2 separate regions of the Homo sapiens genome follow, and region 1 is linked to region 2. A link is a contact called in ENCODE Hi-C or POLR2A ChIA-PET data. All regions are on one chromosome and are shown on one strand. The core of a region is the stretch at or near the end of the contact, and the rest is flanking DNA. Distances in the headings are between cores, read along the strand shown.

Region 1 (6,953 bases), core at 366-2,865, 150 kb before region 2:
CAATCATCATGCTAGTTCTAATAGGGTCTAGAGATGTTTAATGGCATCACTGTGCCCCGTGAGACACAGAAGTCACAACAACTCATGAAAAGGAAAGTGTTCATTGAGATACTCTCTAGTGTTGACTTAGTTGAGCCTATTATTGTTAACCAGATGGTTACTGTCTGCATCAAACTGGCAATCTGGAGCAGCAGGCTTCCCCTCAGTGGTGCACTGCCATGGCCGGACCCCTCCCTGCAGTCTTCTCTCCTCAGATAAAATGGCAAGCCTCGTACTCTACCAACTGCAGACCAAAGAATGAAGAGGTTGGCACTCAAGAGATATTTTACTTCATAGACAGAGGAATGTCACCTCTGCACTGCGCTGAGCACCTTCACAATGAAAGATTCAGATCTTCAGATAACAATTTAAAAATTTAGATGTGTGTGCCTGCCAGGATCTAACTGCCTCGCTAGTTAGATCCAGCTCAACAAAAGTACTTAAAATCTTTTCTGCTGGTTCCTATTTCAAAAGAAATCCCTGATGGAGGAAGCACAGACCTTCCAGTATCACTCATAAACTTTTCAATACAAATATGAAACTCAGTTCAGAGCAAGTATCATCTGACTGGGTTTCTCTCCTTCATCCCTGAATGTGTGTGTATACAGGCATACACGGCGTGCACGCGCGCACACACACAGCCATCAGCATGGCATGCTTGCTGAAGATTCAAGCACTCCTGCGTGAAAATGCAAGTACACTATGTCAGGTCAGCCCCACTATGACATCAAAAACCCCCCACCAAAGAAAAAACACCCCGGGAAAGGAGCCAGGAAAGGGAAACGCCTCCTTGAAACAGCCTGAGAAAGGCAATCTGATTCAGCCTGTGCTGAAACTATTCCCGAACACCAGCCAGGAAGTCCCTTCTTTCAGGGTGCTCCGCTGCCTAGCAAACCCAGACCTGCCTTTGCGGAAGCCAGATCTCTGGAGATTCAAGCCCTGGAACGGGTGATTTGGAAAGCGGCTTTCCTGCTCTTGTTCTGGCGCCCTTTAAGATCCATCAGTGGCCAGGTCTTCCAACTCTGCCTAGCCAATGCAAACACAAAAGCTGGTGGCTGCACCGCAAGCACACATACACTTACATACACACACAACACAGCACACACTTATACATACATACCTTTCACCCTCCATTGTGTGAGGCCCAGCCAGGGTGGTAGCTGCTGAACTGTGTATGCACTCGGGGATCCTAGTTCTGTTCTTGATTCTCCCAGCAGACCAGTGGGAAATCTGATCAGCAACAGTGATTCAGCATGGCTGCAAGTGAAGCCTCCTCCCTTCTCAATCCTCCTTCCTCTGACTTACTCGCAGCAGCTTCTACCGCAAAAGCAGCAGCAACAGAAAATGTCTTACCCAGAGCTCCCTGCAGCCCTTTCAGCTGCTAAAAGCAGCAACCCACTTGCTCCCCCTCCCCCGCAGGCTTGCTGCTCCTTGGTCTCCTAGGAACGGCGGCAGCTCCAGCGACCCAGGTGCACTGCCACCTTTCCAGCTTCCTCTGCATCTGCCCAGGCATCCCCAGCCCAGGCGATTAGCCCGCCCCTGGGGCTCCTGCCTCCTCTGTCTAGGCTGCAAAGAATCAGGCAGTTCGTCACTAGCCCGAGAAATACTGGCCCCTACACCCTCCCCTGCTCCCATAGGCTATGAGTCTGTCAGCCTGGCCAGATTGCTGGAATGAGGAGGCCCCTCTGTGGCCTGCAGTGGAGTTTATCATCCACCTGGGGAAATTCACTTGTAGGTCACAGTTTATGTTCCAAATCCTCCTCCCAAATTCTGTAGTAGCTCTGAGTGTCTGATAGATGGGGAGAAGTTAAGGGAAAAGCACCTGACAGAAGTGAGAAAAACACAGAGAGAAATTAAGAGAATACAGAGAGAAATTGGAAAACTAGTCGAAAAAGAGAGGTAGTACAAATAGGTGAAACTGAAACAAACCCTATTTTACTGCAAGAGGCCAAAGACTACTGCAGTAAAGCTATCACAATGAATACTAAAATATCTTAGCACAATCCTAAAATATCTTCCTAAAATCTGTCATATTGGAATTTAACTTAAGCAGTGGCTCCAACTAGTAAGTCTCCCACTGAACCCCCATATCCAGCCAAAGATCTTTCACATCCTGTAATCTCCAGCTGCTGAGCTTCAATTTAGACTAATTTAACTCTCCCTGCCTGAAATGCCTTCTCCAATCCCAGTCCTTTAGTCTTTCTGGGAGTCCAGTCAAATCCCATGTCTTCATAAAACCTTCCCTAATCACACCAATGACAGTCAATCACCACCAAAATACACAAACTATACTTTCCTGTATCGTCATCTCACACCTAATATACAGTCTTGGCTAATTCATTATTTATAAATCTTCTTTCCCAAACTAAAACATAATCTTGTGGAAGGCATGAGGCCAGTCTGTATATCCTAGCCACAGAGGCTTAGAGGTAACTGGGACAATTAGCTGCAAAAAGTGGTGCAGAAGCTATCCTAATGCCTCAGAAAAAAATCAGCTATGAGCATCTCTCTTCTGGGACACCTCATGGCACCCCTGGGCTTTTCCGAATCCACACCAGCACTCACTGGGTGAGTGACTTTCCTGAGTAGTGTTCTCCACACTCTGGACCTCATGCTCAGCTACTCATTCACAATATAGGGTCAGACCAGACAATCTTTAGAGTCCCTTTCAGCTCCAAGATCACAGGATTCTAAAAATGTTTTAAATGGTCCGTTTTTCTTCTCAGAGTAATCCGTGTGATTGTTTAAGAAGAAATACTAGGCTCCAATGTGTTGTAGGGGGCTTCAAGGAGGATAACATGATGTAGGTGAAAGTACGAAGAGACGCTCAGTAAATCTATCATCCTTATCATTTTAACCTGTTAAATTTCTTCACTACTACAAAGCCCTAAAACCACAGAAGGAAGAGAGGAACACTGAGGTGACAGAAAGTAAAAGTAACTAAAACTTTATATAGCCTCCTGAACTCAAACTGGCTACAGGGTTATTCTCAAAGATTACCTCCCCTGGCACCTCAGTGTTCTCTTAGACAAGGCCATTACTCACACTCACTCTTTCTCAAGTGAGAAGAGGCCTGGATAATTTCATTTACACCCCACAGGGCTGTATCTTCACTTCTTCCTTGCACAACAATACCCCTCATATCTTGTTCCCTCTATGTCCCTTCCTCCTCTAATCAGCCTTGTGGCCCTGCTCCAGATATTTCCTCTTGAGGCCAATCACAGGGACCACAAAAAGCTGAACATCACAAATAAGGAAACTGAATCTCGGAATCCGTGCCAGAGTTCAGACATCCACCAGGAACACAACTGGGTGATTCATAAAAGGGACATAAGAAAGAGATGACTCCTCCTTTGCACATACCCACGTTTACATATTCGCCATACAGGAAGGTGTGGAAATGCCACATCTAACAAACCAGACAAAGAAAAAAGATCAGAAAAGGAAATATGTAAGGGTTGTATGTATTCAAGTTTCAAAATATAACTATTAAGAGCCAGTATAAAACCCTGCTAAATTTCCCTGCAAAACCATACGACTACACCTTCATACTTTATTCACCACTCATGATTCACAGGAGGTAGACAGAATAGAGAACACTCAGAAGAGGCCATTTAGAAAAGAAAGGTCATCTTAAGCAAAAAGAACAAAACTGGAGGCACCACATTAACTGACTTCAAACTATACTACAAGGCTACAGTAACCAAAACAGTATGGTATTGGTACAAAAACAGACACATAGACCAATGGAACAGAAAAGAGAACCCAGAAATAAAGCTGTTCACCTACAACCAACTGATTTTCGACAAAGTCAACAAAAATAAGCAATGGGGAAAGGACTTCAATAAATGATGCTGGGATAACTGGCTATCCATATGCAGAAGAAACTGGACCCTATCACCATATATAAAAATTAACTCAGGCACAGTGGCTCATACCTGTAATCCCAACACTTTGGGAGGCCAAGGCGGGCAGATCACCTGAGGTCAAGAGTTTGAGACCAGCCTGGCCAACCTGGTAAAACCCCATCTTTACTAAAAATACTACAATTAGCCAGGTGTGGTGGCATGTGCCTGTAGTCTCAGCTACTTGGGAGCCCGAGGCAGGAGGATCACTTGAACCTGGGAGGCAGAGGTTATAGTGAGCCAAGACTGCACCACTGCACTCCAGCCTGGGTGACAGAGCAAGACTCTGTCTCAAAAAATAAAATAAAATAAACCCAAGATGGAGTAAACAATTAAATGTAAGACCTAAAACTATTTAAAAAAGGAAAAAAACCTAGGAAATACCCTTCTAGCAATGCAGCAAAAGCAAAAATTGACAAGTAAGACCTAATTAAACTAAAGAGCTTCGTATAGCAAAAGAAACTATCAACAGAGTAAACAGACAATGTACGGAATAGGAGAAAATATTCATAAACTGCATCTGACAAAGGTCTAATATGCAGAATCTATAAGGAATTTAATTCAACAAGCAAAAAACATGTAAACCCATTTTTAAAAGTGGGCAATGGACATGAACAGACGTTTCTCAAAAGAAGACATACAAACAGCCAACAAACATGAAAAAATGCTCATCGTCACTACTCACCAGAGAAATGCAAATCAAAACCACAATGAGATACCATCTCACACCAGTCAAAATGACCATTATTAAAAAGTCTAAAAATAACAGATGTTGTCAAGGCTGTGGAGGAAAGGGAATGCTTATACACTGCTGGTGAATGTAAATTAGTTCAGCTACTATGGAAGGCAGTCTGGAGATTTCTCAAAGAACTAAAAATAGAACCACCATTCGACCCAGCAATCCCATTACTAGGTATATGCTCAAAAGAAAATAAACCATTCTGCCAAAAAGGCACATGCACTTGTATGTTCATCGCAGCACTATTCAAAATAGCAAAGACAAAAAATCAAGTTAGGTGCCCATCAATGGTGGACTGAATAAAGAATGTGTGGTATATATATACCAAGGAATACTACACAGTCATAAAAAAAGAATAAAATCATGTCCTCTGTGGCAACATGAAAGCAGCGAGAGGCCATTATCCTATGTGAATTAGTGCAGAAATAGAAAACCAAATGTCACACATTCTCAGTTATAAGTGGGAGCTAAACATTGGGTACATATGGACATGAAGATGGGAACAATAGATACTGGGGACTACTAGAGGATGGAGGGAGGGAAAAGGGGTTATATGATTTGGATGTTGGTAGCCTCCAAATCTCATGCTGGAATGTAATCCTCAGTGTTAGAGTTGGAGATAGGGCCTAGTGGGAGGTGCTTGGGTCATAGGGGCAGATCACTCATAATAGTTTCACACTGTCCCCATAATAAAGAGTTTTCACTCTGAGTTCACTCGAGATCTGGTTGTTTAAAAGTGTGTGGCACCTTCCTCCTCACTCTCTTGCCTCTGCTCTCATCACGTGATATACCAGCTCCCCCTTTGCCTTCCACCACAATTGTAAGCTTCCTGAGGCCTCCCCGGAAGCAGATGCCAGCACGCTTCCTGTACAGCCTGCAGAGCCATGAGGCAATTAAACCTCTTTTCTTTATAAATTACCAAGCCTCAGGTATTTCTTTATAACAACACAATAACCACCTAATACAAGGAGCAAGCCTAAAAAGGTAGTTGAAAAGCTACCTATTGGGTACCATGCTCATTACCTAGGTGACAGGATCATTCATACCCCAAACCTCAGCATCATGCAAGATACCCATGTAACAAACCTGTACATGTACCCCTCGATCTAAAATTAAAGATGAAATTTAGGAAAAAAAAAAAAAAGGAAGAAAGGTTATCTAGCAAAACCAGGGGCAGAGCTGAGTCAAGAAGCAAAGTCTCCAGACTCCTGGCACAAAGTTCCTACCCCCAATATTTTCCAGTTTCAGAAACACATTTTACATTTTCTACCTTATTATCCAAATGTTCTCTGGACCACAGTCTGAACCTGTTTGCTCTATGCTAATTTTCCTGACTGGACTTCAGATTAAGGACAGTTGCTATTGGAGTCCTGCAGTAGAGGAGAGTCAAAATAATCAATGTGGTATCTGTCTGGAGAAAAAGGTCCCATCCTCAGATTGCTCAGCAATAATAGTGTCTTAGTCCAGCAGGCCCCAACCTTTTTGGCACCAGGGACCAGTTTCATGGAAGGCAACTTTTCCAAGGATGGGGGTGGGGGGTCAGGGGGGATGATGGTTTCAGGATGAAACTGTTCCACCTCAGATCATCAGGCATTAGATAGCTTCTCAAGGAGCGCACAACCTAGATCCCTTGCACACACAGTTCACAATAGGGTTCATGCTCCTAGGAGAATCTAATGCCACTGCTGAGCTGACAGGAGACAGAGGTCAGGTGGTCATGCTCGCTTGCCGGCTGCTCACCTCCTGCTGTGCATCCCAATTCTTAACAGGCCATGGACCAGTACCAGTCTGTGACCTAGGGACCACTGTCTTAGCCCAGTCCTTCCCACACCCCAGCCTTCTTCTACAGCTTATCAAAAGTCCCTAGTGGCCCCAGATCTCTACCCCAAAGCAATGTATTCAGCCATCTACACCAACTTTGTTTAGAATCATTCAGCTCTTATGTGGCTTAGGAAGAAACCATGTTGGGAGGAGAAACTTTTTTAAGCTAGGTTTTATCTAGAAAGTTCTCTCTTCCATACTCTATCTCTGTACAGGGAGCCAGTTAAATTTATCTGAAGACAGCTAAGCCAATCATTCTTCCTTGTAAATGCTCTTTTTCTTTTCTTGCCTTTACCCTCCTTCTCCAGGACATCAGTTCCTCACATTTGCAGGCACCATAACACAGTACAATGGTCCCACACCTAGCTGTGCATCAGAACCATCTGCCCAGCTGGTTAAAATGGTAGGTGTCAGATCAATAGGCATGAAGAAAAGTTTTTAGGGTTATA
Region 2 (6,993 bases), core at 1-2,500:
AGCTGCTGGGAGAGGTTGAGCTGGGGATCCCTTAAGATCAGGAGTTTGAGGCCAGACTGGGAAATATAGCGAGACTCCATCTCTAAAAAAAAAAAAATTATGTAAATTTGATTACCTATATATGGGTGTTTTTCCTCTAATAATTTCAATTTCAGATAATCTGTTACTTTAGAAAGCATAATTTTGTGAACAGCTGAGAGTCCCAGTACAGGAAAGCCCAAATCCTTTTGTTAAAACTATTCTAAAGCTTTTTTTCCTCTCGGGCTTCTAGTTCACTGGCTGTCAGCCTTTTGCGAGGCCTCTCCTGTTCCTCTCATCGATGGTAGTTTTTGACCCTCACTACTGTGTGGCCGTTTTGCTTTTTATCTACACATAAAACAGCATTTATCGACAGCAGTCTACATCTCTTTCAGGGAAATAACAAAAGTGGCTTTATCTTTTACTTTCAAAACTGGTTAGTGGTTTTCTTTGCAGGTTTCCCTGGGGCCTTTGGACTGGATTCCATTTTATTTTCCTTTTTATCAACACGAGAATCCGTCCTGGTCTTACATCCTGGAGGGCTTTTGGCTGCCTTAATTTACAGCCAAATTAGTTTGGCCTTTTCTATAGCTGGTTTACCAACCTTCTCATCTTTGCAAAGCTTCTGGGTCAGATGTGGGTCTGGGCCCCAGGACTCCTGTGTCGGCCTGACCTTTCACATAATCACTGCAGAGTTTTTCATCTATTTTTACATCACGGGGGCAGGGGAGTGGAAGCTACTTCCAGCAACAGCTCTCGGTTAATAACCAGTTTCTGCAAGTAGCAGCAGCAGCAGCAGCGTAGGGTCACGGTTAGGAATTTGGGCTTGGGCATCCAAGACTTGGCCCCAACTTCCAGTGAATTACTTCATTTCTCAGCTTCTCGGTTTCTTCAGGCCTAAAATGAGGACAAAAATACCTACCTTTCACGGAGGTGGATGTGGAGACTAACAAGGCGATAAATGTTAAAGGTATTCGAGAGAGAGAAGCCCGTGATAATGAATGACTACGATTTTTAAGCCCACAGCCAGGTTATTCCCAGAAGTTGGCCCTCCGCACCAGACCCCAGCAGCCCGCAGCCCGCCTCGGGCGAAAGGCCTCCCGGGCTCCTGCGGCGCAGCCGCGCTGACGACTTGTCGAGTAGCTCGCCGCCCTGGAGGAGCTGGGGGCTCGCGCAGGCGTCAGAGCCGGGCAGCGCGCGCCGCAAGACTAGCGCGCAAGCGCCGCGGCCTCAGGCGAACGAACGGGCGGTGTAGTGCAGGTCCGCCATGGCTGAGGCGTCACGGTGGCACCGAGGCGGTGAGGGGTCCTCTTAAGGAGTGGGAGGGACAGGGGCGATTTGGCAGTTCCAGACACCCTGAAAGGAACTCTGCGGCCCCAAATTCGTTTGAGAGATGTGACTGCCGACACCTTTAGCCCTCACAGCCTCCCCTGGGGAAGCGGAGAGGGACAGATGGTCCCATTGCACAGACGGGAAAACTGAAGCCCTGAGCGAGGTGGCGCTCGCCTCTTGCCGGAGGCTCGAGCTGGGCGTTGTCACCTGTCGAGTGACCGTCGCTAGGCCGGTCTCTAAAGTCCTTGGTTGATCTGGGGAGTCGTGACCTTGACAGAATTCAAGCCGAGGTGTTTTTCCCCTGTCCAGCAGAAACCAGCCTTCCCAAGAAGCTGTATTGAGGGTGGAGAAAACGGTTAGGACAGATGAGAGGTTTTACTTGTTTCGTATTTTGCTTTTTCATCTTAAGACTGGCGAGAAGACATCATGATATAAAATCTGTTAGTGGCCGGGCGCAGTGGCTCAAGCCTGTAATCCCAACACTTTGGGAGGCCGAGGCGGGCGGATCACAAGGTCAAGAGATCGAGACCATCCTGGCCAACATGGTGAAACCCCATCTCTACTAAAAATACGAAAATTAGCTGGGTGTGGTGGCGCGCGCCTGTAGTCCCAGCTACTCGGGAGGCTGAGGCAGGAGAATCGCTTGAACCGGGGAGGCGGAGGCTGCAGTGAGACGAGATCGCGTCACTGAACTCCAGCCTGGCGACAGAGCTAGACTCCGTCTCAAAAAAAAAATCTGTTATTAATAGTATATAGTAAAAAAATTATCCCTGCCTCGTAAAACTAAGAATTGAAAAATAGCCAGAAGCTATTGGAGCTTTCCTCCCCGCAGTGTAAGGACTAAAAGTGGCTGTGGTTTTTCCATTGTTGTCACTTATAAATTACATAATAATGTAAAGAAAAATTTTGTCTTATATCTCACAGGGGCTTCGAAACATAAGTTGCATTACAGAAAGGAAGTAGAAATTACAACCACACTTCAGGAATTGTTACTCTACTTTATTTTTTTAATAAACCTATGTATATGTAAGTACACAGATATAAAGATGCTGTTTGTTTGAACTAAGAAGTTAAAATGTGGAGATGAAAAATAAAACATACAAACTTCAAAACCACAGGCTGTCAGGCTACTAAAACTCAAAATACAGTGACACGTTTAAACATAATCTTAAATTCATTTAGATTCATTTCATTTAGAAATTGACTATTTTCAGTTCTTAAGGGGCAAAATTTTACATCGCAAATGTAAGAAGCTTCCATAGTCAATACTGACTGAATTAGAATTATTCCTTTCATTTGGCAGTTCTGTCTTGAGCATAATTCATCCCTTGGGTTGGCAACTGCAATTTGATTTTGTTTAGAGTCATATAGACACATCAGCTGAGTTTCATAAATCAAAGTACAAATGAGGCCAAAGTTCATCTTGGTGTCTGCCATTAGCTTGGTTCTTTTCACTGACCTATTGCAGTTAAAAAAATAGTTTGTGCTGAGTCAATGCAAATAATTAAGGAGGACTGGGAAAACATCTCAACCTGCATTCCTCCTACCTGTGGGTCAATAGCATTGGCTTAATATGCAAAGAGGAGTATTAAAGAGCATTTGTCGATGGCACCCAACATAACAGTAGATGAAAGCTCACTGGCAGTATTGTCTCATGTTGGTATGTGCTACACACTGGCAATTGTATAGCAATTAAGTAATTAATTGGTGTTGTAGGGGTGAGTTTGAGTCTGCTCTTGATTGAAAAGACAACTATAAAATTAGCCAGGTGTGGTGGCACACCCCTGTAGTCCTAGCTACTGAGAAGGCTGAGGTGGAGGATTGCTTGAGCACAGGAGGTCGAGGCTGCAGTGAACTGTGATTGCAACGACTGCACTTCAGCCTGGGTGACAGGCTGAGACCCTGTCCCAAGGAAAAAAAAAAAAAAGATAACTGTAGGCAACTTTATAAATTAAGATATCTTAGACTGCTTTATAAAAGCTTGGTTATGAAAACTACATGCTTACTACAGAACATTTGGAAAATGTAAAAATGTAAGTAAAAAGATCATTTATAATCCCATTATTCAGAGATTTTTAAAGAACACTTTTTTTAATATAATACAGCAACCTGAATCTCCATTTATAATGTGATTTTTTTTCTTTTTTTTTTCTTTTTTGAGACAGTCTCGCTCTGTCACCCAGGCTGGAGTACAGTGGCTCACTGCAACCTCCACCTCCTGAGTTCAAGCGATTCTCCTGCCTCAGCCTCCGGAGTAGCTGGGATTACAGGCCTGTGCCACCACGCCCGGCTAATTTTGTATGTTTTTAGTAGAGACAGGGTTTTCACCATGTTGGTCAGTCTGGTCTCGAACTCCTGATCTCAGGTGATCCACCCACCTCAGCCTCCCAAAGTTCTGGGATTATGGGTGCAACACCACGCCCCGCCACTAGTTAATATTTTTAAAAACTCATCATGTGCCAAAACACAGTTTAAAATGTTCTGTGTGCATCATCTCACTTCTCACAACAAAACTAGGGGGTAAGAGATACTATCCCTGTGATGGGACTCACACCCTTATCTGTCTGAATTCAAAGTCCATGTAACCTTAACCACTCACCATACTATATTGCCTTACTCTCATGTAGAGAAAAAGTCAACTTGCAGAATAGTGTGTATAATGTGTCCTCATTTTTGTAAAGATAAAATTATTTTCTTTATAAATGTGTATGCATAAAGAAATGTCTGAAGAATATTTGCCAGACTAATTCTAGAAACCACATCCTACTTTTTATATTTCTAGTTTAGATTTTTTAAATTATTACTTTTATAATTAGATTAATAAAGTTTAATTTTCAAAATTGAGAAAAAAATGTAACATTTTTAATCCTGATAAGCTGAGTTTTTAAATGTAAATTATTAAACAAAAAATTATTCTCCTTAGTGACTTTTGGGATGGTAAACCCACATATGTATTACTTAAACAAGGTTATGTCATCTCTATTTTTGGACACTTCTGTGCCTGGTGAAGAAAGAACCAACTTTAAGTCCATTCGCAGCATAACTGATTTTTGGAAGGTAAAGTATCTTGTGACTGTGGATGAAGTAGATTTAGGTAGTCCATGAACCCTTGGCATACACAGTGGGCACTCAATGAATATCTTTTGAAGAAATGAATAAAAATAAATGTCATTTCTTTAAACTATTAGAAACAACCAACCAGTAAGTGTTTTTGAGAGCCTGTGTTCTCAGTTTGATACTATTCTTGTAATTTTTTAAAAAATTTTTTTGGCCAGGCACGGTGGCTCATGCCTGTAATCCCAGTACTTTGGGAGGCCAAGGCGGGTGGATCACCTGAGGTCAGGAGTTCAAGACCAGCCTGACCAACTTGGTGAAACCTCGTCTCTACTAAAAAATACAAACATTAGCCAGGCATGGTGACAGCCACCTGTAATCCCGGGAGGTGGAGGTTACAGTGAGCCAAGATCATGCCATTGCACTCCAGCCTGGGCAACAGAGCTAGGCTCCATCTCAAAAAAAAAATTTTTTTTGATTTTTTTAGACATTCTCATTTCATTTGTTAAATAGAAGACTTGCATCTACTATGTGAGGGTTAGGATCTAGTCTATAATTGTGTATAGTGAAATTTACTTTTAAAAATTTCTTTAATTGCCCAGAAAGTGTAATATATGTGGTTTTGGCATAAAACCTTTACTGTTTATATGTGTTACAGTAAGGTACAGTATATAATAAAATTTATATATAAGAATATAATTTCATGGTGTTTTTACTTACGTAAGGGAATCATTCCTTCAGCAGTGGAATAGACTTGCTTTTTCCATTACATTTAACATAGCAACATGCTCACATTATGAAGAAAGAACAGTTAAGGGGACAGCAGTTTCAGCTATCCCAGGTCACAAAACCTGGCATATGCACATTGGGGCATATAAGGACAAGGCAGAGAACGCTTCCAGTGGTGATGACAATTTAGTTGCATTTTGAAGCATGAATCAGGGATGGGTATTTTAGGAAGAAGGAACAATATGTTCTATAAGTAATTCTACATGTGGAGCTATGTTTGGTATTGTGAGCATATGGAAGATGAGGTGGAAAAGACCAAATTATGAATTGGACAGAGTTCATATCATGAATGCTGTGCAGGAATTTGAAACTTATCAAGGAGACACGGTCATTTCCTGGAAGAGGGCAAGTGTGAGATGAGGGCTAAATGATCCTAGACGGTTGGTTTAGGCTAGGTGAAATAGGAAACAATAATAAAAGAGGTGGAGGTCACCTTGCCACTTTGTTATTGTGTTTTCTGAAGCATGTATGTGGCCAATGGCAGAGAAGACAAAGGGAGGAAGTAAATGAACCCTGGGCTTGGGTTCATCTTAGAACGATCAGCAAGGGCCAGAGCCAGGAGTAGCAGGCACCATGGCCAGAGTCGGGGAGGAGGGTTGGGAGGAGGGGTACAGACAACTTTGGAGTGAAATCATGATGTGTGGCTATGACCAGCTCTGATACTCATGTATTGGAAGAAAATTTTCGATTTACTCATATAAGGAGAGAAGAAGGGCTATGGGATTCCATAAGTTAATGCTTGTAAAGTGCTTAGAGCAGTGCCTAGTACACAGTACGTGCTTAATGAGTGTTAACCATCCACAGTAGCTTCATTAGCATTACCATTACCATTAATGGTAGCTTGGTCAATAGTTTGATTTTCATACTCAAAATCTCTTATGCATAATGTTATGAATGTAGATTCTGTTGACATGAAAATATTTTTCCCATGACATTTGTTTTTCTCTGTGGAGTTTATGGAAGGACCCCTTTTGGAAGGTCTGTACTGGGATTCATGGTACAATAACCAGCAGCTGTATAATTTAAAGAACAGCAGTCGCATCTACTATGAAAATATACTTCTAGGAGTTCCCAGAGTTCGTCAACTAAAAGTCCGCAACAACACATGCAAAGTCTATTCATCTTTTCAGTCTTTGATGAGTGAATGTTATGGCAAATATACTTCTGCAAATGAAGACCTCTCTAATTTTGGCCTTCAAATTAATACTGAGTAAGTAGCATAAAATTATACTGTAACTTTTTCTAGCATTTACTGTTGTATCTTTTAGATATGTGTCTTCCAAGTAACACCAGCTGGGTCCTGGAAGGGTAAGGAAACTGTTTCAACAATAGTAAAAAAGGAAGATGTGGAGATAGCAGTGTTTAGAAAAGGAAGGGTGAACCTATTATTTTTTGTTTACTTTAGGATGCAAAGTGTTTTCTTTTTTCTGACTTTGGTATATGAACTGCTTAGTCATATTGGACACAGGGCAAAGCATCCATTTTTGCTTCTAAAATGGTCAATTAATCTGCTTTTCTGGCTGTGGCTAGATGCCCACAACACATCCCCAAGACAATCTGGGATCCTTAGTGGGTGTCTTAGGTGTGCTCTGTCACTTTCCTCCTCTCTCATTCTGGCTTCCTTCAGTGATTTTTTTCTGTTGCTGCCCCTACTAAAATGGGGCAGTTATGCTCTACAGGGACTGCATCTGATGATGCTTTACAAAGATGCTATGGCCATTGTGTTTCAAAGTGACTGAGGCTAGTGCTGGTGTAGACTCGTGTACACTTTATATTGAAAATGTGAGGCTGGACATGGTG

What was found. A loop is a pair of places that touch in the nucleus more often than their neighbours do. ChIA-PET counts read pairs that join two places held with the same protein, here RNA polymerase II (POLR2A). Pooled maps may share reads with other maps.
Region 1: a loop to region 2 is called in a pooled map, with 4 times the contacts of the local background. The contact joins the promoter of KLHL3 here to the promoter of PKD2L2 in region 2. A Hi-C loop is called at or near these places in 1 of 168 maps with a recorded cell type or tissue (gastrocnemius medialis) and 6 of 50 pooled maps. POLR2A ChIA-PET finds 5 or more read pairs at or near these places in 2 of 52 experiments (BJ and activated naive CD4-positive, alpha-beta T cell).

The regions. Positions count from the first base shown.
Region 1 is chr5:137,734,474-137,741,426 of GRCh38, forward strand. KLHL3 (kelch like family member 3) reads right to left here and starts at 1,616. Exons shown (of 15, transcript NM_017415.3): 1 at 1,160-1,616. The coding sequence starts at 1,173. RefSeq lists an enhancer at 1,215-1,883.
Region 2 is chr5:137,888,207-137,895,199 of GRCh38, forward strand. It overlaps PKD2L2 (polycystin 2 like 2, transient receptor potential cation channel), which reads left to right and starts at 1,251. Exons shown (of 15, transcript NM_001300921.2): 1 at 1,251-1,316; 2 at 2,275-2,376; 3 at 4,274-4,407; 4 at 6,147-6,403. The coding sequence starts at 1,286. PKD2L2-DT (PKD2L2 divergent transcript) reads right to left here and starts at 1,113. Exons shown (of 4, transcript XR_948815.3): 1 at 941-1,113; 2 at 1-82.